Linked DNA regions of Homo sapiens: region 2 is linked to region 1. Evidence: read pairs that join two places in POLR2A ChIA-PET (ENCODE). Cell type or tissue: MCF 10A. All regions are shown on one strand. Each heading gives the region's core, and the rest is flanking DNA. Links, peaks and the distances in the headings are about the cores only. Region 1 has its middle 14 kb from the start of LINC01271. Region 2 has its middle 58 kb from the start of PTPN1.

Region 1 (11,853 bases), core at 2,678-10,677:
CAGAGTCCAGGGTGGATGGAGTGTGGGGAGGACTCATCATGGGGGCTGTGAGAAGCCTGTTTATGGCTCCAAAATTCCTATGCCCCAGGCCTAGGGGAAATTAGTGCTCGTATGAGGCTGTTCACCTCCAAACTCCTTGGCCTCTCCAAGAAATTAAAAACAGGGAAACCGAGGCAGGACTGAGCTTCATGGAGACCTGGGCCTGCAGGCCTGGGCAGGCTTGGAGGCAGCCAGGAGGCTGACTTCTCTGGAAAGTCCCTTGTATTCGAGAACTGGCGGGGTGCCGGGGAGCGAGGACACCAGGGGTCTCCTAGTCTCAGAGCCTTCTGCCGGATCCAGGAGCTCCTCAAGCGTCTGCCCTTTCTGGGACAGAACTTTCCAGCAACAGAAAGTTGAGGAAGCCCCTCTCTGGAAACCCTGAGCCTCCTTGATGGGGCTTGCATTCTGCTTTGGGGCAGAATGTGGGACTGTGGGACAGGAGGACGGGGCGTGAACCCCAGTCCTAAGCCCAGATGTCGGCTGGAGATCCTCAAAGCCAGGGCCTCTTCTCAAGAGTCTGATGGCCCCACCAGCCATTTCTCTCACCCAGACCCCAAGTCAGACTGGACACTGTCACCATTGTCCTGGAGGCCAAGAGACCCGCAGACCAGAATTCAAAGCCTTGCCCCGCTGCGGGCTGAGACAGTCGCTTGGGCTCTGTGGTCTCATTCCTGCATCTGTAAAATGCATCCTTCCATTGTAGGAATTCAACAAGCACATGACATGGGGCTGGTGCTGGGCAGAGGAGAGAAGAAGTGACAGTGAGCACGCACCCTGGGCTGGTGCTGAACCCGCCACACACGTCCTTCTTCCCTTCTCACCACAAAACCCTGCATCTGTTCATTCAATGCTGGATGAGTGCCCCCTATGTGCCAGGCTCTGAGATTTAATGGAGGACAGTGGAGAACTGGCCTCTGCCTGCTGGGAGCTTACAGTCTGGCCAATGGGGAGTTATGAACCCCCTAAATTATTGTGTCAAGTAGTGGTCAGTGTTATGGGAAAACATTCACGCAGGGTGAAGAGGTAAGGCCAGGGGAGCAATTTGGAAGGGCCGGGGGTCAGAGCAGGACCCCCGGGGTCATTTAAGCAGACACCCAGATCAGGAGAGGGAAGAAGCCCTGTGGCTATCTGGAGGAAGGATGCTGAAGGCAGCGGAAACAGTGTGTGCAAAAGCCCCGAGGTAGGCGTGTGCTTAGCATGTTGGAGGAACAAAGAGGAGCCCAGTGTGGCAGGGGTAGAGGGAACCAGAGAGAGTGAGTAAGAGGAGATGGGCCAGGCGCGGTGACTCACACCTGTAATCCCAAGCACTTTGGAAGGCCAAGGTGGGCAGATCACTTGAGCTCAGGAGTTCGAGACCAGCCTGGGCAACATGGCAAAACCCCATCTCTACTACAAAAAATACAAAAATTAGCTGGCCGTGGAGGCATGTGTCTGTAGTCCTACCTATCTGGGAGGCTGAGGTGAGAGGATGACTTGAGCCCAGGAGGTTGAGGCTGTAGTGAGATGTGTTGGCACCACTGCACTCCAGCCTGGGTGACAAAGTGAGACCCTGTCTTAAAAAAAAAAAAAAAAAAAGAGACAGAGAGAGAGAGATGAGGTTATAAGGGAAGCATGGGAAAGATCTTGTAGGGCCTGGTAGGCCACAGAGATCTTTGACTTTCTGCCAAGTGAGGTGGGAGCCGTGGGAGGGTTTTGAGCACAGGAAGGTCATGTCCTGACCTCCTATACTCATCCTCATCTTAAAGGTGAGGAAACTGAGTCTCAGAGAGGTGAAGTTACCCACCCAAGGTCACACAGCCAGCAAGTGGCAGAGCTGGAGTTTGCCCCCACATCCCTGTGGCTCCCAAAGCCAGCCTCTTCCCATCCCATCAGCTGCCTCTGTGTCTGGCGTGAGTCAGGAGGCTGGATTGCTGGGAGGGGGAGAGCTTTTTAGAGCTGCTTTTTGGAGCCTCCTGGCTCTGCCTGGCACATCCCCTCCTTCCCCACCCATGCCTTCTCCCTTGCCCTCAGCCACCCCCAGCTGCCTGCGGTGAGTGCCTAACATTTAAGGCTATCCCCTCCCAAGTGCAGATTGGATTTTTTTCTTTCCATAAGTCCCCATTATGCCCCAGTAGACTGGATTTTGGGCAATAGAAAAAACGAGCCTAAAGAACTCCAGCGCTAATTGGGGGTGACAGGCAGGGGCTCGGGGCCTCTGGAGCAGCCTGGCTCTGTCTCTAATTTGCAGAGTGGCCAGGGTAAGTCCCTGGCTTCCAAAGTCATGCTTGTTTGAAGGACAATCACTTTCTTTTTCTTGTAAAAGGAAGATAAATTGTCAGCCTGTCGGTTTCATTATGAGCTCGTCCGCTGTCTTTCCAGTAACTGAGGGCGAGAGGCTGAGCCGCTGCCCAGAGGCTGCCTGTGAGGCCTTGGGGGCTGTGGTTGATGCCACCTGGCCTCCTTCGCATCACCTCCCTCTCAACACCCCTCCCACCCCCTCCAATAATTGTGGTATTTGGTTTTCCCTCAACACCAAATGTGAAACTCTCCTGGAGGGAGTGCAAAAGGAAGTCTGTGAATCTCTGAACTGTGGTTGAATGAAGGTATTCTTAGGCGCCTGCTTGCAAGGATGGTGAACTTCTGGTGCTAAAAGCAGAATTGCTTTTCAGTAAATGTTATTACTCAAAAGGAAGTTGTTACCACCACAGCCACCTCGAGCCTCTTCCAACTGCCACTCTGTCTGCCAGGCCAAGTGGGGAAAGGGTCTCTCAGTGGCTCCCAATGACCCCATCCAGCCCCCAGGGGAAGGTCTTGCTATCTCAGCTGACCCTGGAGGCCTGAAGCTGAAGTGCAAACAACCACAGTCTGCCTAGGCAGAGTATCTCAAGGTAGGGGCTGTTTGCTGACTCAGCATTTAAAAGTCCCAAAGCTTGAGTGATCTTGGCTGAGCTGGGCTGGAGCTACAGGTGGGGTTGGGGGCACACAAGAAAGCTGCCCGTTGGCTGCAAGGTTGGCTGTTTTTTGAGAGCTGTTGTCCATCTTGGCAATGCACCTTGCCTAACCCCTATTTCCTCTTCTCTAAAATGGAAAGGTGATCATACCTCAATGGAAAGAGCTAGCATATTGATTACTCTAGTAGATACTTAATAAGTGGTGAGGTTATTATCAACAGTGAAAATGATTCTGGATTTAAATCAGACAGACCAGGGCTCAGATCTCAGCTCTGCCACCTACTAGTTGCACAACCTTGGACAAGTCCATTCCCCTCACCAAGTCTCGGTTTTCTCTGGATCACGCAGGAGTGATTATAGCACCTACTGCTCAAAGTTGTTGGGAGAATTCCGTGAGCTGCAGCACGTAAGTCACAAGGCACACAATAGGTATGCAGTAGGCATGGGTTCCACTCCTGCTCCATTTTGCCTTACAGAGGATCACCCCCCAGGCTGTGTCCCCACCTGAGCAGTCCCAACCACAGGCTCCAGGTGGAGAGACACCCATGAAAGTTTGCACCCACCGGGGTCCAGAGGGCAGACAAGAAGCGACCAGGCCAAACTCAGGGGAGTGGAATGGACCACTCAGCAGACACTTCCCTGCAAGAAAGAAGTCAAAACAAACCCCCTGGCTGGTGAGACATGATCCCAATCTAGAGCTCTCAGAGGATGCTCTCGGGTCCAATCCTCTGCCTGCCTCTACCTGTAGCCTTTTCTACAGCCCGGAAAAGTGGCAATTTCATTTACTGGGCAGCCACTGCAAGTGAGCATTGTGCTCTGCATGTCTCATGAATCACGTCATCGTGTCCCCCCAGCAACCCCACGAGACAGTTCCTCTCATTGCTCAGCACCTGCAGGTGTGGAAACTGAGGCCCAAGGAGGTGAAGGGACTGGTAGCTGAGATTTGAACCCAGCCCATCCCATTGTCAAGTCACACACATAATCACCGCACTACTTCCGTTATCTGAGAACAGTGTGTCTGTGTTACCAAAGATATAATTATATTTAGTAGTGTCTGGGTATAGAAAATTGTATAATATATTCTTTTTAAAATGTATTCTTTTGAGATTATTATAGATTTACATGCAGTTGTAAGAAATAAACAGAGAGAGTCCATATACCCTTTCCAGTTTCCCCCAATGTTAACAGTCACAATAAAGATATTGACAGTGATATAGTCAAGATACAGACATTTCTATCACCACGAGGATCCCTCATTGCCCTTGTATAACCAAACCCATCTCCCACCCCCAACCCTGCCCCCGAGCCATGGCAACCACTAATCTGTTCTCCATTTCTATAATTGTGTGGTTTCAAGAATGTTACATAAATGGAATCATATAGTTTATGTAACCTTTGAGGACTGGTTTTTTTCACTCAGCATAATTCTCTGAAGATTTATTCAAATTGTGTGTTATCAATATTTTATTCCTTTGTATTGCAAGTAGCAGTCCATAGTATGGATATAACACAGCTTTTTTTAGTTAAAAAAAACCATAGACAGGCTTCCGGGTGGTTTACCAGTTTTTGCCTATTATGAAGAGAGCTGCTATGAAGATTTGAGCATAAGTTTTTGCACAAACATAAGTTTTCATTTTTATGTCCAGGATTGCAACTGCCAAGTCATAAGGCAGTTTTTAAAAAACTGTTTTCCAGAATACGGTACCGTTTTACATTCCCATCAGGAATGTATGAGTGTTCTAGTGTCTCCATTCCTCACCAGTGATTGAATGCGAAAGTTCCCATCGTTTTTTATTTTGGTCATTCTGATAGGTGTGTAGCAATATCCGATTGTGGCCTTAATTTGCATTTCCCTAATGGCTAATGATGTTGAACATTTTTTCATGTGTTTATTTCCATCTGCATGTTCTTTTCAGTGAAATATTTGTTTGTGTCTTTTGCTCATTTTCTATTTGGATTTTTTTAACTGCTGACTTTTGAGAGTTCTCGAGAATTCCGTCAAGTTTTAAGAATTCTAGGTACTAGTTCTTTGTCAGATATGCAGTTTGCAAATATATTCTCCTAATCTGTAGCTTGTCTTTTCCTCCTCTTAATTGGGCCTCTCATGGGTTAAAAGTTTTCAACTTTGATGAGGTCCGATTTATCAATTTTTTTCCTTTTATGAATTGTGCTTTTGGTTTTCACATCTAGTAATTCTTTGCCTAGCCTTAGATTCTGAAGACTGATTTTCTCCTGCTTTTTTCTAAATGTTTTATAGCTTTATGTTTTATCTTTAAGTCTATGATCCATTTTGAGTGAAGTTTTGTATAACGTGTGAGGTTTAGGTCAATGTGCTTTGTTTCTTGCGTGTGGATGTCAAATTGCCCCAGCACGATCTGTTGAAAAGGCTTTTTATCTTCCATTGAACTGCTTTTGCATCTTTGTCAAAAATCTTTTGGGCACATTTGTGCGTGTCTATTCTTGGGTTCTCTACTCTGTTCCACTGTTGCATGCATCTGTCCCTCTGCCAACCAGACTGTCTTGATTACCACAGCTGAACAGTAAACCTTAGCATTGCATCAAATGAGCCCTCCCACCTATAGAAAATTGTATATTGTATTTTAATTCATTGAGAAGTGAGGTGGCAAATCTCTGTCCTTCAACTTATTTATTTAAAGAGAGAATAATATTTTCCACGGAGGTAGGGTGGCCGAGCGGTCTAAGGCACTGTATTAAGACTCCAGTCTCTTCAGAGGCATGGGTTTGAATCCCACTGCTGCCAACTTACTGGCCAGGTGTGGTGGCTCACGTCTGTAATCCCAGCACTTTGGAAGGCCAGGGTGGGTGGATCACTTGAGGTCAGGAGTTTGAGACTAGCCTGGCCAACATGGCGAAACTTCGTCTCTACTAAAAACACAAAAATTAACTGGTGGTGCACCTCTGTAATCCCAGCTACTGAGGAGCCTGAGGCAGGGGGAAGTGCTTAAACCAGGAGGCTGAGGTTGCAGTGAGCTGAGATGGTACTATCTGCATGCCAGCCTGGGAGTCAGAGCAAGATTCTGTCTCAAAAAATAAATAAATAAAGTAAAATAAAATAAAAATAAAAAGAGAATACTGAGACAGAGATGACCAAGGATCCACCAAAGACTCATACTCCTCCTCCTAAGTGTTGTAGGTAAGCAGTCACCCACCCAGGAGACTACATTTCCCAACTGCCTTTGCATCTAGGTGGAACCATGTGATAAATTCTATCCAGTGAAATGTGAGGGGAACTGATGTGTACGTCATTCTCGGCTGAGCTGGTTGAGCATGGGTTTCTCCTCTATCACCTCTTCTGGCAGCTGGCTGGATGTTGATCCTCAGGGAGACCTTGGAAGCTACCTGTTGCAGATGACTGAGCCCCCATCTGTCAGATTCCTGAGTGACTGACTGCATGAAGCAGAGCTCCTCCTCCTCATTGACCATCCTAACAATAAGAAATGTCTGCATTTACAAATGAAATGTTGTAATACTATGAAATTTTAAGAATTGAAATAAAAAATACAACTTATAAAATGTCCATCCATGTACAACTTAAAACCTCTTCATATACCCCTGGCATATTTATGGTCTGGGAAATATACATATGTGTGTGTGTGTGTGTGTGTGTGTGTATATATATATATATACACACACACACACACATATACATATTTTGTTTGTTTGTTTGTTTTTTGAGACAAGGTCTTGCTCTGTTGCCCAGGCTGGAGTGTAGTGACATGATCTCGGTTCACTGAAACTTTTGCCTCCCAGGTTCAAATGATTCCTGTGCCTCAGCCTCCCAAGTAGCTAGGATTACAGGCATGCGCCAACACGCCTGGCTAAGTTTTGCATTTTTAGTAGAGACAGGGTTTCCCCATGTTGGCCAGGCTTCTCTCAAACTCCTGGCCTCAAATGATCCTCCCACCTCGGCCTCCCAAAGTGCTGGGATAACAGGCGTGAGCCATGGCGACTGGCAGGAAATACATATTCTAAATCCTATGAGAGATATTAATCCACACTCTTCCTCCTACAGCTAGAAAAACAGAGGCTCAGAGAGGGAAGGGGTTTGCCCAAGGTCACACAGTTAATCCAGGACTGAGCCCAAGTAATTCCACTCATTAAATATAACTGATTTCCATGAACTTTTGATTCCTTCTTTTAAAAAAGGATGGGCAAGTCTGAGCGTGTGTCATCCAAGACTCCAAGTGGACAATTATAAAAACAAATCATAATTAATAATTCCTTATGAAACAAGTCAGAGAACTTCCAGGGTTGGGTGGCGCCAGTTTTGGGGAGAAGTAATTTTAAGACTTCCCGCCTTTCACAGGGTTGAGGGAGCAATTTAAAATAAGCTCTAATAAACACGGCTCATACAGCTGTGACCTTTAGAATGAAGGTCTCGCCTTCAAAAGCCGATCAGCCTTCATGATGTGGGGTTTGCCTGTGCGCTGAGGTTTAAAAAAAAAAAAAAAAAAAGACCATGAGGAATTTATGGGAAACAACAACTCCTTGCGGTTGCTGAACCAAGTGAGTCAAAGGGCGTCAGAGAGAGCAATTTTGGAGCACACAGGAGGGAGGTGCCAAGGACTCCTTTGCCAGACTTGCAGCCCCGGGTACTGAGGACAAGCCTGCTCTGCTACTGAATAGCTGTGAGTCCTTGGTCACCGACTTCACCACTCTGTGCCTCAGTTTCCCCATCTATGAAGTAGGGATTATAAAAGAACTCTCCCCACAAGGGTAGGTAATGTGTGCAAAGCTCTGAGCACAGTGCCTGGCATATAGTTGGTTTTCCATTTACCCTTGTAACATTATTACAGGATGAATTCCCCTCTGAGGACAAAGAATTGAGATAGCTGTTCTCCCGTGTTCTGCAGTTCTCAGCCCAGACTTCGCATTTTAAAAATACTGGATCTCGCCCCAGAGATTCCACTGCAGTGGCTTTGGGGGTAGGCATGGGCATAGGAATCTTTAAGGGTTACCAGGCAAATCTAGTGGGCAGCTGAGTCTGACAGCCCCTTCCTAAGGACGGCACAGTCTCATTGTGGTTCTCAGCCATTTACATCGTATTGTAATAAAACATTGCTCCACCATGTTCCCTTTTTTCTATGTTTGTTTTTAAGCTCTAACCATGTGGCTGCCCATATGTCCAGTTCATTTCTTTTAATTTCTAATTTCTGCTTCCTCCACATTTGTCTCCCAGCATGGACTCCAGGCTGCCTGCCCTCTGGCCCTCTCCCCGTAGGACTTCATGACAAACTCACTCCCTGCATGCCCTTGTCCGGTTGAGAATTTGGGAATTTCTTTGAGACTTCATATTATTATGAAAGGTGAAGCCAGTGATCCCAGTAACGGAATCTGAATCTCAGGGGGATGGGGCTCCAGCCCCCAAAGTTTTTTAAATGCTATCCTAGTGATTCTGAAGAGGATTTAGAATCGGGACCCATTAGCTGAACCACAACATCCATCATGGAAATACCAGGAAAGTTCAGGGGAAAGAGGAAAAGTCAATGAGCTGAAATTGCCATTCCAATCCCTTTATCTGGACGTTCACTGAGGGCCCAATAACAACCAGGCCCTGGGGACAGATAGGAGACCACAGTTTGTTCAGAGGGGCCAGGAGAGCAGAACTCAAGACTGCGTGACATGCATGTTCTTAACGCCCAAGATGTAAAACCTTTGACCTTAAGTTGTTCACTCCCCTGTGGGACAGGCAATTACAATCCACTGTGATTCATGCAGATATTAGAAACTCATGAAGTGATTGACTGATTTAGGAGGGTCAGGGAAGGCTTCCCCGAGGGGGTGACATCTGAGATGGGCTTTGAAGAGTAGGTAGGAGTCAGGTTGCAAAAGGTCAGGAACCAGGAAACATTTGTAGCAGATGCTGTTGCTGCCCGGCCCGCGTCCCCTAGACAGATGCCCACTCTCGCTCACTGCAGATGTCTGCTTAAGTGCTTTCATTTGGCCATGGGTGCACGCTCAGCTAGAAGTTCCAGAGAGTTGGAACTAGCCCCTGGAATTAGCCCGCAGCTCACGACTGGGGGAAGTCGGAAGATACATGATCTCTTCCCTTGCAACTGGGTTGGAATGACTGAAGCGCATGCTCTTCGCTGTCTCCCAGAGTTCCCTGGTGGGTCTGAGGTCTAGTTGCCCACAGCGGTGATTGGTTTAATAACATTTATTTTATTTTCTTTCTTCCCTATTTTGATTACCCAACCTGCTATGGGTGCTTCCTGAGATCACCACCCAAAATATACTCCTTGCACTCAAATTCGTGTCTGAGGGCCTGTTTCTGGGAGAACTCAGTGGAGGAGACTGCATGTGCAGAGGTCCCGAGGCCAGAAGCCACACAGCATGTGCAGGGAGGTGACCAGCAGCTTGTGCACAGAGTGGAATTTGGAGGAAAGGCTGAAGAGGCCAGAGACACAGGTCAGGAGCAGCCAAGCGGGCCTCCACCACCGCACAGAGGTCCTGGGCTTCTTCCCACATTCTCTGGTTGGAGTAGGCAGGGCAATGAGCTGGTTATGCAGATACCTTGAGGATGTTTGGGTAGGGCTGGCAGGCTGGAGAGTGCCAAATTCTCCAGTCATTGCTTCAGTGAACTACCTGGCCTTTGAGTTTATTTGAACAAGATTCAATTCTGCCCTGGACAAAGACAGAAGATTGGCAAGTGGCCACTGGTTTTGAGTGGTTAGTGACAGCCCAGCAGAGTAATGGTTGACCATTCAGTTTGGCTTCCAAGGGAGGGTCCCACTCCAGAGAAAAGGGCCCCCCCACCTCATCCCCCATCCTGCAGCCTTGATTCTTAGACCTCCCACCCAATGGGTCAGCAGCGCCTGCCCAAGATTCTGCTTTCTCTGACTCTCTCTCCCGTGCAGTGCCCAGCCTTGGGGGAAAGCGGACACCTGGAACTCCAGACAGGGTTCAGGCGGAGACACAGCGATCCCATCACACTCTAGGGCTCTGGAGGAAATGATGGTGCCAGTCAGGGTCTTAGTTTGCTGCTCTGTCTAATGGGCCTGTGGGTCCCGGGTGTGGCCACAGGACTGTGAGAGAATTTGAGAATTTCTTTGAGACTTCATATTATTATGGAAGTTGAACCCAGTGATCCCAGTAACCCAGAGAATCCTGCAATATCTAAATTAGGGCCCAGCCAAGCCTCTCATTTTACAGAGGAGAGAAACTAAGACCCGGAGAGGGAAAGAGGCTTACCTGAGTTCATCCAGCAAGGCAGTGTTAGGGAAGAACTGTGGCTCTTATGCCAAGTGTGACGGGGTGACATGGGACATGAGAAATTTTTATCTGAGCCACACTGTCCAGGTCCATACCTTGCCTTCCATACTCTAGCCGGGTGATCCTGGGGGCGTGTTACTTAGTCTCTTTGAGCCTCAGTTTTCCCCTCTGTGCAATGGTGACCGTGACACCCCCTCACAGGACCACCGTGAGCACTTAGTAGCGGCCCCCTTTCTTACCCCTCACCCTGCAGAACAACTCTGGAGGACAAAAAGAAACACCGTCCCCAGCTGTCCACAGAGAGCCCAGAGCCAGCTTCATCTATTAGCTTCCCCTCCTTGCTTCAAAAAATGAATCTACTCTGGGAGACTTGGGGGTCCACCCAGATAGGGATCATCTCTGTGCCTGGCCATGGTGCTCCCCACCATGCCTCCATCATGCCCCTCCCCTGTGGACCGCAGAAGCCTCCGGGGCTCGCTTGACAGGTTACGCCTCAAAGTTCAGTTCAGTTGCAGCAAAGTTAAGTTGCTGACTTGCCAGCAACTTCCCACCCTGGCTGGAGCAGGGCCAGGCAGGGAGGAAGAACAAAGGCTTTTGTCTGCCCAGCCTCAGAGGAGGGTGAGAAATAGAAATCCTGCCCAATCATGTGGAAGCCCCCAGAGCTCCCTGCTCGGGCTTGGGGCCAGGGGAGGCAAGTCAGGGCAGCCACGTGAGAGACCCACAGCACAGGGATGGGAAGCGACGCTGGGAGAAATGTCCATCCGCCCACCATCTATCCACCCACCCATCTACCCATCCACTCACCCACCCATCCGCCCATCATTCCTTCCATCCGTCAACCCTTTCATCCACCCATTAGTATACCCTTCTATCCATCTATCCATCCATCCCTTCCCTCTCTCACTCCCTTGATCCATTCATCCACCCACCCATCTACCCATCCATTCATCCATCTATCCACTCCTCATTCCCTCCATCCATCCACCCACCCATCTATCCACCCACCCGTCCATCCAAATATCCATCCAACCATCTATCCGTCCATTCAGCTGTCCATCCATCCATCCATCCATCCATCCATCCATCCATCCATCCACTCATCTATCCACCCACCCCTCCATCCAAACATCCATCCAACCATCTATCCATCCATCCATCCATCCATCCATCCATCCATTCATTCATCCATCCATCTATCCATCCACTCATTAATCTACCCATCCATTCATCCATCTATCCCACCCTTCCTCCCTCATATCATACATCCATTTCTCCACCCATTTATTCATCCATCCATTCATCCACCCATCTATCCATCCCACAAGCACATATTGAGCATCATGGAGGCCAGGCCCTGGGTTGGGCACTGGGGATACAGCTGTGAACAAAGTCTCTGCTCTCATGGTTCTAATATTCTAGGCAGGTAGTGGACAAAAAGAAACTATATAAATACGTAATATAATGACAGAAGGTGATAAATGCTAGGAATAAAAATAAACCTAGGTAGGAAAGCAACACGCAGAGCCACTATAGATGGAGTGGTCAATGAAGACAAGAAATGATAGGCTAGATCTGGCAGGGGAATAAGTACAAGGGCCCTGAGGCAGGATTGAGCTCAGCATGTTGGAGCGACAGCCTAGAGACCAGTGAG
Region 2 (11,853 bases), core at 2,426-10,425, 120 kb before region 1:
CGCCCGGACAAGGCCCTTTCTTTACAGACGCTGCCGTGCGACACGTGTTACGCTGCAGGGAAACACAGGGCCGTGGCATTAGGCAGGGTTGCTAGCTCCATCTTGGGGTCTGGGGAGTGGGGGCATGTCTTGCCATGCCCAGAGTTGGGAGAGGAGTTGCTTTGTTATTAGTTGCCACAACTTCCCCTGGTCAAGCTGACACCCTACCCCCGCCCGGCACACGATGGTTTTCCTGCTCTTGCTTAACTTCTAAAGGGCAGCTCTTTCTCTGTCCACCCCGCCACACCCCACCTACCCCACCCCCTGCCCCAGTTTGTGGGAAAACTCTATGGAACAGAAAGGGCTTGCGGGTTCCTTCTCTAGATTCTTTGTTATTTTTTTTCCCATTTAAATTGAAACCATGCTTATTAAAGAAGAGTAGAAAAAAACACATCAAACAAGAAAGAAGAAAAATTATTTTTTTGTCCCATCCTTCTAACAAAACCACACTAAACGGTCTGTTTCTTTCTTTTCCCCAAGCCAGGGTATTGGACTGTGTGTGTGTGTGTGTGTGTGTGTGTGTGTGTGTGTGTGTGTGTGTTACATAGTTGTAAATCACTCTTTACTGTTGTGTTTTAAAAAAATTTTTCCGTTGCAGATGATCCTCGACTAACAATGGTTCATTTTAGGACTTTTCGTGTTTATTATGGTACGAAAGAGATAGGCATTTGATAGAAATCATACTTGGAATTTTGAACTTTAATCTTTTATCAGTTTAGCAATACAGAGTACAATAATTTTACATGAAATACTCAACACTTTATTATAAAATAGGCTTTGTGTTAGATGATTTTGCCCAACGTAGGTGAGTGTAAACGTTTCGAGCACCTTTAAGGGAGGCGAGGCGAAGCTATGATGATGTTCCGTAGGTTGGGTGCACTAAATGCACTTTTGACTTAATGATATTTTCAACTTGCAGTGGGTTTATCAGGCTGCAGCCCCATCCCAAGTCGAGGAGCATCTGAATTAACTAAGCCTTCCCCCCCATTGCTCATTTTCATGAGCATATTTGAAGGGCTGCACTGATTTAGCATGCAAATGTGAAGTGAGCACCTGCTGTGTTCTGTGGGAGAGAGAACAAGTGTAATGGCACAGCCAACATTTACTGAGTGCAAAGTTGGTGCCAGATGTCTTTCTAAGTACTTGTATTAAACTGCTTCTTCCTCACAACCACCCTGTGAGGTAGATGCCATCACTATGCCCTTTTTCCAGATGGCAAAACTGAGGCCCAAGGTTGCACAGCTAAGAGGCGGAGCTAGCATTTGAATCCAGCAGGGTCATCCACAGGGCTGGGTTCTGGCCATGCTGGGCTACCTTGGGCCACCCGCAAACAAGTAACCCCAGAGTGACTGAAGCAGGGATGAGGAATGTACAGGAGCATGTGATAGCCCCAAGACCATCCAGGGACATCAAGGAAGGCTTCCTGGACGAGAAGGTGACATCTCAGCTGAGAGCTGAGAGCTGAGTGGGAGGTGGGAGGTGAGGGCGCTGCCAGCAGAGGGAGCAGCCATGCAGGGACCCCAGGTAGACATGGGCACCAAGTGTTGCCAAGCTGGCACCACTGACCCTGCTGGTAGAGGTGGGCAGGGAAGATCACGCAGAGGCCATGGTCCCAGGAGCCCTGAGAAACCATGGCAGGCCCCAAAGCATTTTAAGCTGGGACGAGGCATGACTGGGGAGGCCTTCCCCCTCCAGGGTGAGCAGTGCCCCTGCTCTGCCCCCACAGCCTGGCCATTCTCCATTGTAGTCCCCTGCACCCTGGCCAGTTTTTGCCTATTTATCCTCTCTCTTCCCTCCTCAACTGAAGAAAGTTCTAGAGGGTGGGAATCCAAACTGATTTGTTCACTTCTGTGGCCTAGATCAGAGCGGGGCAGTTACAATCCCCGGCCTGAGACGACTGGACATCACTCGGTGACGCTGTGTGGAGATGGTGCCAGTTCTGTCTGCCACGGCCTTGGAGGCAGGGCCCCTCCTGTGACCCTCGGCTCCTTGGGGCTCCACGGGATGTGTCTTCAGGTTTGCCAGGACTTTGCTCCAACTTGCCCGTGGCGTCCTGTTTGGTTTAGGAGAGGCCCCGGCAAATACTGAGCCCATGTTGCGCCTCTTGGCACTGTTCTCAAAGGCCCAGAGAAGTGGGTCTGTGTGGGGCCAGCTTCCCACTTCCTTCCGGTTCCCAAACCCATCTGGAGCCCAACGCAATTCAGCTTCCTCCTCCAGCCACACCGCCTGCTCCCACAGCTGGAGACAGGAGAGACTTGGGGCTGTGGCCCCTCCCTTACTGGGGCTGAGGGCCCCGGGGTCACTGTTTACCCCTGGCCCCCACAGCCAAGCCTGCTATCTTATCAGCTCAAACACTTCAGAGTTCAGGCCAAGAAGCCAAAGTCAATTTTGAAAAAGTCTTTAAAAGGCCAAAACACAAACACCAGCAAGGGCGGGATGGGCCGAGGGGTGAAGATGAGGTTGGGGAGGGGTAAACTCTCGGGTTGCTTTACCAGATTCAAAAGGAATCAGTGATTTTCCTGGGCCCAAAGGTGCATCCAAGGACCATCACTGCAGCACTGCCTGCAGAAGCAAAAGACCAGAGCTGCCTGAGGTGTCCGTCAGTATTCTATGGTTTTTAAAAAGAATGACTGTAGTCGCAGCTAGTAGGGAGGCTGAAGTGGGAGGATTTCTTGAACCCGGGACTTAGAGGCTGCAGTGATCTAAGATCATGCCACTGCACTCCAGCCTGGGTAACAGAGCAAAACCCTGTCTCAAAAAAAAAAAAAAAAATGGCCAGACACGGTGGCTCACACCTGTAATCCCAGCATTTTGGGAGGCAGAGGTGGACAGATCACCTGAGGTCAGGAGTTTGAGACCAGCCTGGCCAACATGGTGAAACCCTGCCTCTACTAAAAGTACAAAAATTAGCTGGGCGTGGTGGTGCACGCCTGTAATGCCAGCTACTCAAGAGGCTGAGGTAGGAGAATCACTTGAACCTGGGAGGCAGAGGTTGCAATGAGCCGAGATCAGGCCACTGCACTCCACCCTGGGTGACAAGAGCAAATCTTCGTCTTAAAAGAAGAGAGAGAGAGAGAAGGAGAGAGAGAGACCAGTTACTCTCTGAGCTCTTGATGCGTACACCTTTCTGTGCAACTAAAACATACACATACAATGTGTGGTATGGAAACAGCTCCAAGATCAATTATAAAGAAGAAAAAAGAAAAAGCAAAGATATAAAGCAGTGTATTGAACTAGATCCTTTCTGTGTAAACGGGAAAGATGAAGATATAGCCCACATGCCTGTTTCTGCACAGAACAGTTCTGGAAGCGCTTACTAGGTACCTGGAAACACTAATCGGCTCTAGAGCAGTAGTCAGAGGGAGACAGACTTCTCTTTGTACACTCTGTACCTTTTGACCATCTTAAAACCATGTTGGCCAGGCGTGGGGGCTCACACCTGTAATCCCAACACTTTGGGAGGCCAAGGTGGGCAGATTACCTGAGGTCAGGAGTTTGAGACCAGCCTAACCAACATGGTGAAACCCCATCTCTACTAAAAATACAAACATTAGCAGGGCTCGGTGGTGTATGCCTATAATCCCAGCTACTAAGGAAGCTGAGGTAGGAGAATCTCTTGAACCTGGGAGACAGAGATTGCAGTGAGCCGAGATCATGCCACTGCACTCCAGCCTAGGTAACAGAGTAAGACTCCGTCTCAAAAAAAAAAAAAAAGAAAATCTCTATATATAGAAATAAACTACTAAGAATATTAGTGACTTTGTTCCAGCCAAATGGCCAATAACAAAAGGTGCAAATAGCAAAAGGTGGAGGTGGGGGGCGGGTGGTTGCAAGCGGTATAGTGACTTTCAGTGTAGATGAAATTATGGAAGACGCAGCTCACGAAGCATCTTGGGCCTATCTAGATTCTTCTCAGTAGAGTTAACCACATTCAAACAGAGCTTTCAAAGTTTCCTCATTCTTATAAACCTGGCTGTTTAAAACGTACTTTCGAAACTTCCCGAGAATTCCATAAAGTAGAATCAGATCGCTGTATAGATTGATTGGTTAATTGAACAAATACACATTGTTTTATGTGATGGAGGTGTAGCAATGAACAAGACAATCATGATTCCTCATGTCCTAGAGTCCATGGGTCTAGAGGGAGTGCCAAGCAGATAACAAGTAAAGAGCAACAACAATGCAAGAAACAAATATGACCATTTCAGAACCTAAGAGGCACTGGGAAGAAACTGAGGCCAGGGAATGGAACTGATGATGGCTGGTGTGGATAGTGGTCAGTGAGGGGCTCTCCTCTCTGAGAAGGTAACCTTTGAACTGAGACATGAAGGAGGAAAAGGAACCAACCACAAGAAAATCAGGGAAAGGGTAATTCCAGGCAGCAGGAATAGCTAGGGCAAAAGCCCTGAGGCCACATTGAGCTTTGCTGTGATAGGAACAAGAATGGTGGCCAGTGTGGTGTGGGCTTAGAGAGACAGCCAGAGAAGAACGGAAGAGCCAGATGGAGAGGCGAGCAGTGGCTGCTTCTGTGATCTTGTGGGCTTGGTACAGAGTCCAGATGAGGAAACTGAGGCTCAGAGAGGTTAAGTAACTTGCCCAAGGTCACACATTTAATGATGGCTGAACCAGGATTCAGACTTGGGTTCCCAACTTCATACCCAGTCCTCTCAACACTCACCTCTGCCCATATGTGGCAAAAGCATTAAACATGTATTTCCAGACAGGACAGCCTGCGCTCTAAGAACACTGTGTGTGTGTGTGTGTGTGTGTGTGTGTGTGTGTGTGTGTGTGTGCGCGCGCGCGCGCGCACGCATGCATCTGCGTGTGTTTGTATGTGTGTTTTAATTGCAAGGAAAAGTACACACATTATACATAAAGAGCTCAGTGAATTCTCGCCAAGTGGACACATTCGTGGAATGAGCACCCAGATGTACACAGGACATTCCAGAAGCCCCCTTGATGTCTCTCCTGGTAAATCCTCCCCACCACCACCCCCAAGGTTAATGGCTGTCCTGAATTCTAACCCCATAGATGACTTTTGCTGGTTTTGAACTTTCTATAAAGGGAAGCACACAGTGTGTGCTCTTCCCATCTGGCTTCTTTTGCTCAGCATCCTGACTGCACAGCTTGTAGAGTTCCAGTCGACTTTGACTGCCACTCAGCAAGAGCGCAGGTGGACTCCCAGAGCGCTTCCTTCCCATGAAGGCCAGGAGAAAGCCACTTGCCCAAAAGCAGTTCAAAGTACGTTGTTACGTGAAAAAGTCAGGTACAAAACCATCTGCATAGCTCAATCCCATTTTTGGAAGGGATAAAAAAGGTCTCTTTTTATGCAGAATCAAAAATGATCCTGAAAAATATGTTAAATTTCCTCTCAACCGTGGTGCATTATAAACACTTAGCAAATCCAAATAGCCCCTGGATGGAGAGGGGTCATCTTGTGTTTGGGGCCATGTTGAACAAAAAATAGGACCTGCCAGCTACACTCACTTGCCATATGAAAATTGTCATTCTCAGCCGGGCTTGGTGGCTCACGCCTGTAAATCCCAGCACTTTGGGAGGCTGAGGCGGGCAGGTAACTTGAGGCCAGGAGTTTGAGATCTGCCTGGCCAACATGGTGAAACCCCATCTCTACTAAAAATACAAAAATTAGCCAGGCGTGATGGTGCTCACTTGTAATCCCAGCTACTCTGGAGGCTGAGGCAGGAGAATCACTCAAACTCGGGAGGCAGAGGTTTCAGTAAACCAAGATTGCACCACTGCACTGCAGCCTGGCCAACAGAGCAAGACTCTCTCAAAAAAAAAAAAAAAGAAAAAGAAAAGAAACGAAAAAATAAAGATTGTCACTCTCCCCATCACCCTTTTTGGCCCACTGATGCCCAGTGAAATTGCGTGAGTTAAATGCCTGGTAGATACAATTCTACAAGATTCAAGTGTTATGTGGAGGTTTTTCCTGCGTAGTGGGGATGGCAGGTGGATTTTTTGTGTTTCTTATCTATTTATTCTAACCTTTCTTCCTTCCTTCCTTCCTTCCTTCCTTCCTTCCTTCCTTCCTTCCTTTCCTTCCTTCCTTCCTTCCTTCCTTCCTTCCTTCCTTCCTTCTTTCTTTTTCTTTCTTTCTTTCTTTCTTTCTCTTTCTTTCTTTGAGAGATAGGCTCTCACTCTGTCGGCCAGACTGGAGTGTAATGCCGCAATCTTGGCTCACTGCAACCTCCGCCTCCCAGACTCAAGCCATCCTCTCACCTCAGCCTCCCAAGTAGCTAGGACTACAGGCACATGCCACCGTGCCCGGCTAATTTTTGTATTTGTTTTGTAGAGATGGGGTTTCACCACGATGCTCAGGCTGGTTTCAAACTCTGGGATTCAAATGATCTGCCCACCTTGGCCTCCCAAGGTGCTGGGATTACAGCTGAGGGTCACCACGCCCAGCCTTACTCTAACTAGCAAAAAATAAGAACAAGAATTCATATATACTAAATAAGAACTGCAGCAGCAGCAGCAGCAATAAACTGGCAAAACAAAAAGAAAGCATTTCTGTCTCCGTTTATGTGCTTCCAGAAGGTCAGCTAGAGAAAGGGCACGTCACCCCGATGCACTGAGTCGATTGCACAAGAAAGGGAGTGCCGACTCCTCCACATCCAGGGGATCATCCAGCCTATATGTGGTTTAAGGGGCAGCCTCAAAGCCAGAAGGACTCGGGTTCAAACCCGAGCATTGCCCCTTACCAGCTGTGGCTCGGTTACTCCTCCTGCATAACAAACCCACCCCAGAACACAGCGGTGTAAAGCAGCCATTCTACTCGCCTGGAATGATATCTCTCAGATCCTGTGGTCAGGAATGCAGACAGGGCACAGCAGGACAGCTTGTCTCTGCTCCACAGTGTCTGGGGCCTCGGCTGGGACAGCCTGAAGGCTGAGGGCGACTTGGTGGCTGGGGTGCTGGCCTCGGTCGGAGAGTCTTCACTTGCGTGTCTGGCAGCTGCTACCGCAGCTGGGCCATCAGAAAGACACCTGTGTGTGACTTCTTCGTGTGGTCTCTTCACTTGGGCTGGTTTGGGTTTCCTCACAACATGGTGGGAAGGGGGAGTGACTGCTAATGGGTGTGAGGTTCCTTTCGGGGGCAATGCAAGTGTTCTAAAATTAGGTAGTGGTGATGATTGCACAACTCTGTGAATACACCAAAACCCACTGGATTGTGTACTTTAAAAGGGTGAGTTTTATGGTATGTGAATTATATCTCAATAAAGCTGGGGGGGTTTTTTTTTACAAAAAAAAAGAAGCAGAAACAGATCATGAGGATGAGAGATGATGCTGTAAGCATCTTAAGACAACACGATGCGCAGCTGGGTGCACTCCCTGTAATTCCAGCATTTTGGGAGGCCGAGGCAGGAAGATGGCTTGAGCCCAGGAGGCTGCAGTGAGCTATGATCTTGCCACTGGACTCCAGCCTGGGCAACAGAGCAAGAAAAAAAAAAAAAAAAAAACAGAAAACACAATTTGCCACACTGTGTGAGGCACTATCTTTCTATGCCTCAGTTTCTTCTTCTGTAAAATGGGACTATTTAATAATCAAATGAACTCATAGGGTCTTTCAGGGTGAAGAAAGGTAATTCTGAGCCTAGTAGCTGGCACATAGTGAGTGCTCAGGAAATGTTATTATTTCAAACAATAAAATGCCATAAGGCAGCAGTGTGTAGAGTTAATTAAAACAACAGGTTTTAGAGCCAACCCACAAATTTGAATCTAGCTTTCTCAGTGGTTAGTTACTTAACCACTCTAGATCTGTTTCATTATCTGTAAAATGGAGTTAACATAGTACCTGCCTCATACACTGTGACAATCAAATGAGTTAATAGCACGAAGGGCTTGGAACGGTGCCTATGTGCAATACAGCACAGTACACAGTAGGTACTACATAGTTGCTGACTGTTATTGCTTCTGGCATTTCCCTGGCTTCCTGGCGCTGCTTAGGTGGTGTGGATCCATTGGAAGCGTTTGTGTAATAGTAATAACAACAATGATGCTAACAGCTGGCCCTTATCCACTGTCACAGGATGAGGAGGGGATGCTGGGCACCCCCTCATACCAGCCACCAGGGAATTCCACACAGGAGCTGGGCTGGCTGCAGAGGGCTGAGTGGTAGACCCCAGGGGAAGGTGAGGCATTCAGCCGGAGGGGACTGGATTCCCAGAGGAGCAGAGGAGCAGAGGATCCTGGGGCCACTGAGGGGCTCACAGGGCTGCGGGGAAGGGAGCTATAGGCTGGAGCAGAGAGCAGGAAAGATGGGCAGAGGCCAGACAGCCAAGAAGCTTGCAGCCTGGACTGTGCCCTGAGATTCTTGGATGCTCTTTCGTTTTCTTACTGAAAATACTGGAAAAAACAGCCTTGTCCCATCTTAGGACAAACGTGTTTCTCTCTTCCTTCTTGGCCTCTGCGGGGGTGACTCTCTTCCAGCTATCCTCTCATTCCCTCCTAAGGTTCATAGCAACACCTAACACGGACAGCTTCGAAGATCCCTGAATGGTGCTAAAGGCTTTTTGCCGTAGGCTTCCCAGATTCTCACAACAGCCCTACAGAGGTTATGTAGAGAGACCCATTTTATAGAAGAGGATACTGGGGATGGAGGGAGGAGCCATTTGCACAGGTCATACACTAATGAGTGGCAGAAACAAAATCAATCTCTGACGCCTTCTCTCATTCTTTCTACAAGTCCCACTGATGGACTACTCTGCTCCAGGCATAGTTAGACTCGGGGATACAGCAGTGAACGAGAGAAATCATTGCTGGCCAGGCGCGGTGGCTCATGCCTGTAATCTCAGCACTTTGGGAGGGTTAGGTGGGCAGATCGCTTGAGGCCAGGAGTTCGAGACCAGCCGGGCCAACATGGTGAAACCCCATGTCTACTAAAAAAAAAAAAAATTGCCAGGTGTGGTGGCTTACACCTGTAATCCCAGTTACTCAGGAGGCTAAAGCACTTGAACCCAGGAGGTGGAGGTTGCAGTGAGCCAAGATTGTGCCACTTCACTCCAGCCTGGGCAACAGAGTGAGACTCTGTTTAAAAAAAAAAAAGAGACATCACTGGTTCCCTCCTCAAGCTGATGCCCTACGGCAGGAGATAGACAACTCAACAACAAGAAAAAACGTCTCCTGTATATTGAGGCCAGGAAGTTCACTGTAGTGACCAACCCAGCAGAGCAAGGGAGGAGAATGTCAGGAATGTGGGCTGTTTCAGCAGCTTTAGCCCTGAGAAGGGAGGGAGGAAGCCTTGGGAATATCTGGGGGCGGCGTGTGCAGGGCAGAGGGAACAGCAAGTGCAAAGGCCCTGAGGTTGGATCATGCAAGCACAATGTGGCTGGAGGAGAGTGAGTGAGGGGAGTTTCTCCTAAGTGCCAAAAGGAGTTGGGAAACAGGCCAGGCATGTTGGCTCAGGCCTGTAATCCCAGCACTTTGGGAGGCCAAGGCCAGAGGATCACCTGAGGTCAGGAGTTTGAGATCAGCCTGGCCAATATGGTGAAACCCCGCCTCTATTAAAAATACAAAAATTAGCCAGGTATGGTGGTGCACACCTGTAGTCCCAGCTTCTTGGGAGGCTGAGGCAGAAAAATCGCTTGAACTTGGGAAGGGGAGTTTGCAGTGAGCCAAGATTGCACCATTGCACTCCAGCCTGGGCATCACAGTAAGACTCCGTCTCAAAAAAGAAAAAAAAGAAGAAGAAGGCCAGGCACGGTGGCTCATGCCTGTAATCCCAGCACTTTGGGAGGTCAAGGCGGGAGGATCACTTGAGGTCAGGGGTTCGAGACCAGCCTGACCAACATGGAGAAACTCCATCTCTACTAAAACTACAAAAATTAGCCAGGCATGGTGGCGCATGCCTGTAATCCCAGCTACTCAGGAGGCTGAGGCAGGAGAATCACTTGAACCTGGGAGAGGGAGGTTTTGGTGAGCCGAGATCGTGCCATTGCACTCCAGCCTGGGCAACAAGATCGAAACTCTGTCTCAAAAAAAAAAAAAAAAAAAAAGAGCCGGGAAACACAGTATGTCCAGACTCCAACCTCTTGTCACCACCTCCATAGCCACCGCCCTGTCCTGCCACTGCCACCCTGCACCCGGACCACTGCAGTGGGTCCTTGCTGGCCTCTTAGCTTCCACCTTTCTCCTCCATCCCACCCCACCCGCTTCGCACACACAGTCCAGTCTCCACATGTAGCTAGAGGGAGTCTATCACCCATACAACCACATTGCCTCTGCTCAGAATCCTCCACGGCTCCCACCTCACTTAGAGTAAAAGCCAAAGATCCTATGAGGCCCTGCAAGATTGATACCTCATCCCCTCTCTGACCTCATTTCCACCCCCTTCCCCTCACTCACTCTTCTCCAGCTGCACTGGCCTTCTTGCTGCTTCACAGACACACAAGGAGCAGTCCTGCCCCAGGACCTTTGCACTTGCTGTTCTTGCTGGCTGGACTGTTCTTTCCACAGATATCCTGAAGGCTTGCTGTCCTTACCAGCTTCAGATCTTTGCTCAAATGTACCTTCCTCCTAAGGCCTTCCTTGACCACACCCAGCATGCCTTCTCCACCTTTGCAGCACTATTTTCACTGTCAGCAGAACTTACCACCCTCTGGAATTTATGCTTTTCCTTCTTTTTCTTCATTGCCTCACCAGCCAGAATATAAGTTGCATGAAGGAGGAATTTGTGTCAGTTTTGTTTGCAGCTTTCTGGCACATAGTAAGTGCTCAATAAATCTTGGTTGAGTGAATGAAGTACAAATGAAAAAAAGAATTGAGTGAAGTGGTCCTGATGGAGGGCGACAGGGAGTGGTGGGGACTGTGGCAAACGGGGAGCCCTTGCCCCATCTGGAAGGAGCAACTACCGTTTGACGGCAGCCTGAAGTTTCCACGTGGGAATGTGGGCTCAGGGCGGCCAGAGAGCCAAGAGTTTCAAGGGAAGCCAGAAACTCCTGCATTTACATGAAATGTCTTGATTTTGAAACCACTGCTGACCAAAAATCCACATCTTCCATGTTCTTAGGTGGGAGACTGCTGTTTGAGGCCTCCAACCTGGGTCAAAATGCTTGCAGTGGGTTTCATGGAATCCCAAGATATCTGGGAAAGCTGACTGGGGTTACAAGAGAGGAGTCTCGTAAGTGGAGTCAGCCTTTGAGTGTTTCTGTGAAATAAGTGTCATTTTCATTGTGAGGTTCTGGAAATGATTTTATTTCCGGGTGAGCTTCCTGCTCTTGTTTCAACTTTCAATCCTACTCTCCTATTCCTGCCAGGCCTGGGCATTTTTCTTCCACTCTGGAGAAAAAAATCAAAAGTAAATATTGGCAGAAGATTGGCTTTATTGTGGTCCTGATAAGGAATAGCATAAAACGGAAAGAGTGAGATTTTATTCCCCTCCCACAACTTCCACTCCGACCCTACTTCTTTAATATTTACTCACAAATTTCACTTCATAGAAACTCTTGGTGTTAGTTTTGTTACCAACAGGGCTGCCACATGGGGTGTGCCCTCACAACTCCAATGGCTCCATTCTACAAATGGCCCAATGAACGGCACCCGCTGAAGTTGTGCTGTGATTGCCTGTGAAGTCACGCGTCCCTTAATGACAGGGCTATGTTTTGAGAAGTGTGTTGTTAGGTGATTTCGTCATGACGAGAACATCGGAGTGTACTCACACAAGCCTAGATGGCATAGCCTACTACACACCCAGGCTACACGGTGGAGCCTGTGGCTCCCGGGCTGCAAACCTGTACAGCACGTGACTGTACTGAAAACTGTAGGCCAGCGGTCCCCAACCTTTTTGGCACCAGGG

The links. Peaks named below come from ENCODE experiments on the same cell type or tissue, not always from the same donor. Only the 100,000 strongest peaks of a DNase experiment are listed, where the experiment ranks them.
Region 2: POLR2A ChIA-PET joins it to region 1 with 10 read pairs; 5 of 35 experiments call an interaction of 5 or more read pairs at or near these places.

Annotation. Positions count from the first base shown.
Region 1 is chr20:50,329,682-50,341,534 of GRCh38, reverse strand. No RefSeq gene overlaps it. Among named protein-coding and RNA genes, the nearest start is that of LINC01271, 14 kb to the right of the region's middle. RefSeq lists an enhancer at 2,222-2,421. In MCF 10A, for the core only: no CTCF peak of the experiment used is centred there; DNase peaks (open chromatin) are centred at 6,214, 6,794, 7,494 and 9,544.
Region 2 is chr20:50,446,358-50,458,210 of GRCh38, reverse strand. No RefSeq gene overlaps it. Among named protein-coding and RNA genes, the nearest start is that of PTPN1, 58 kb to the left of the region's middle. RefSeq lists enhancers at 1-498, 8,722-9,687. In MCF 10A, for the core only: no CTCF peak of the experiment used is centred there; a DNase peak (open chromatin) is centred at 6,640.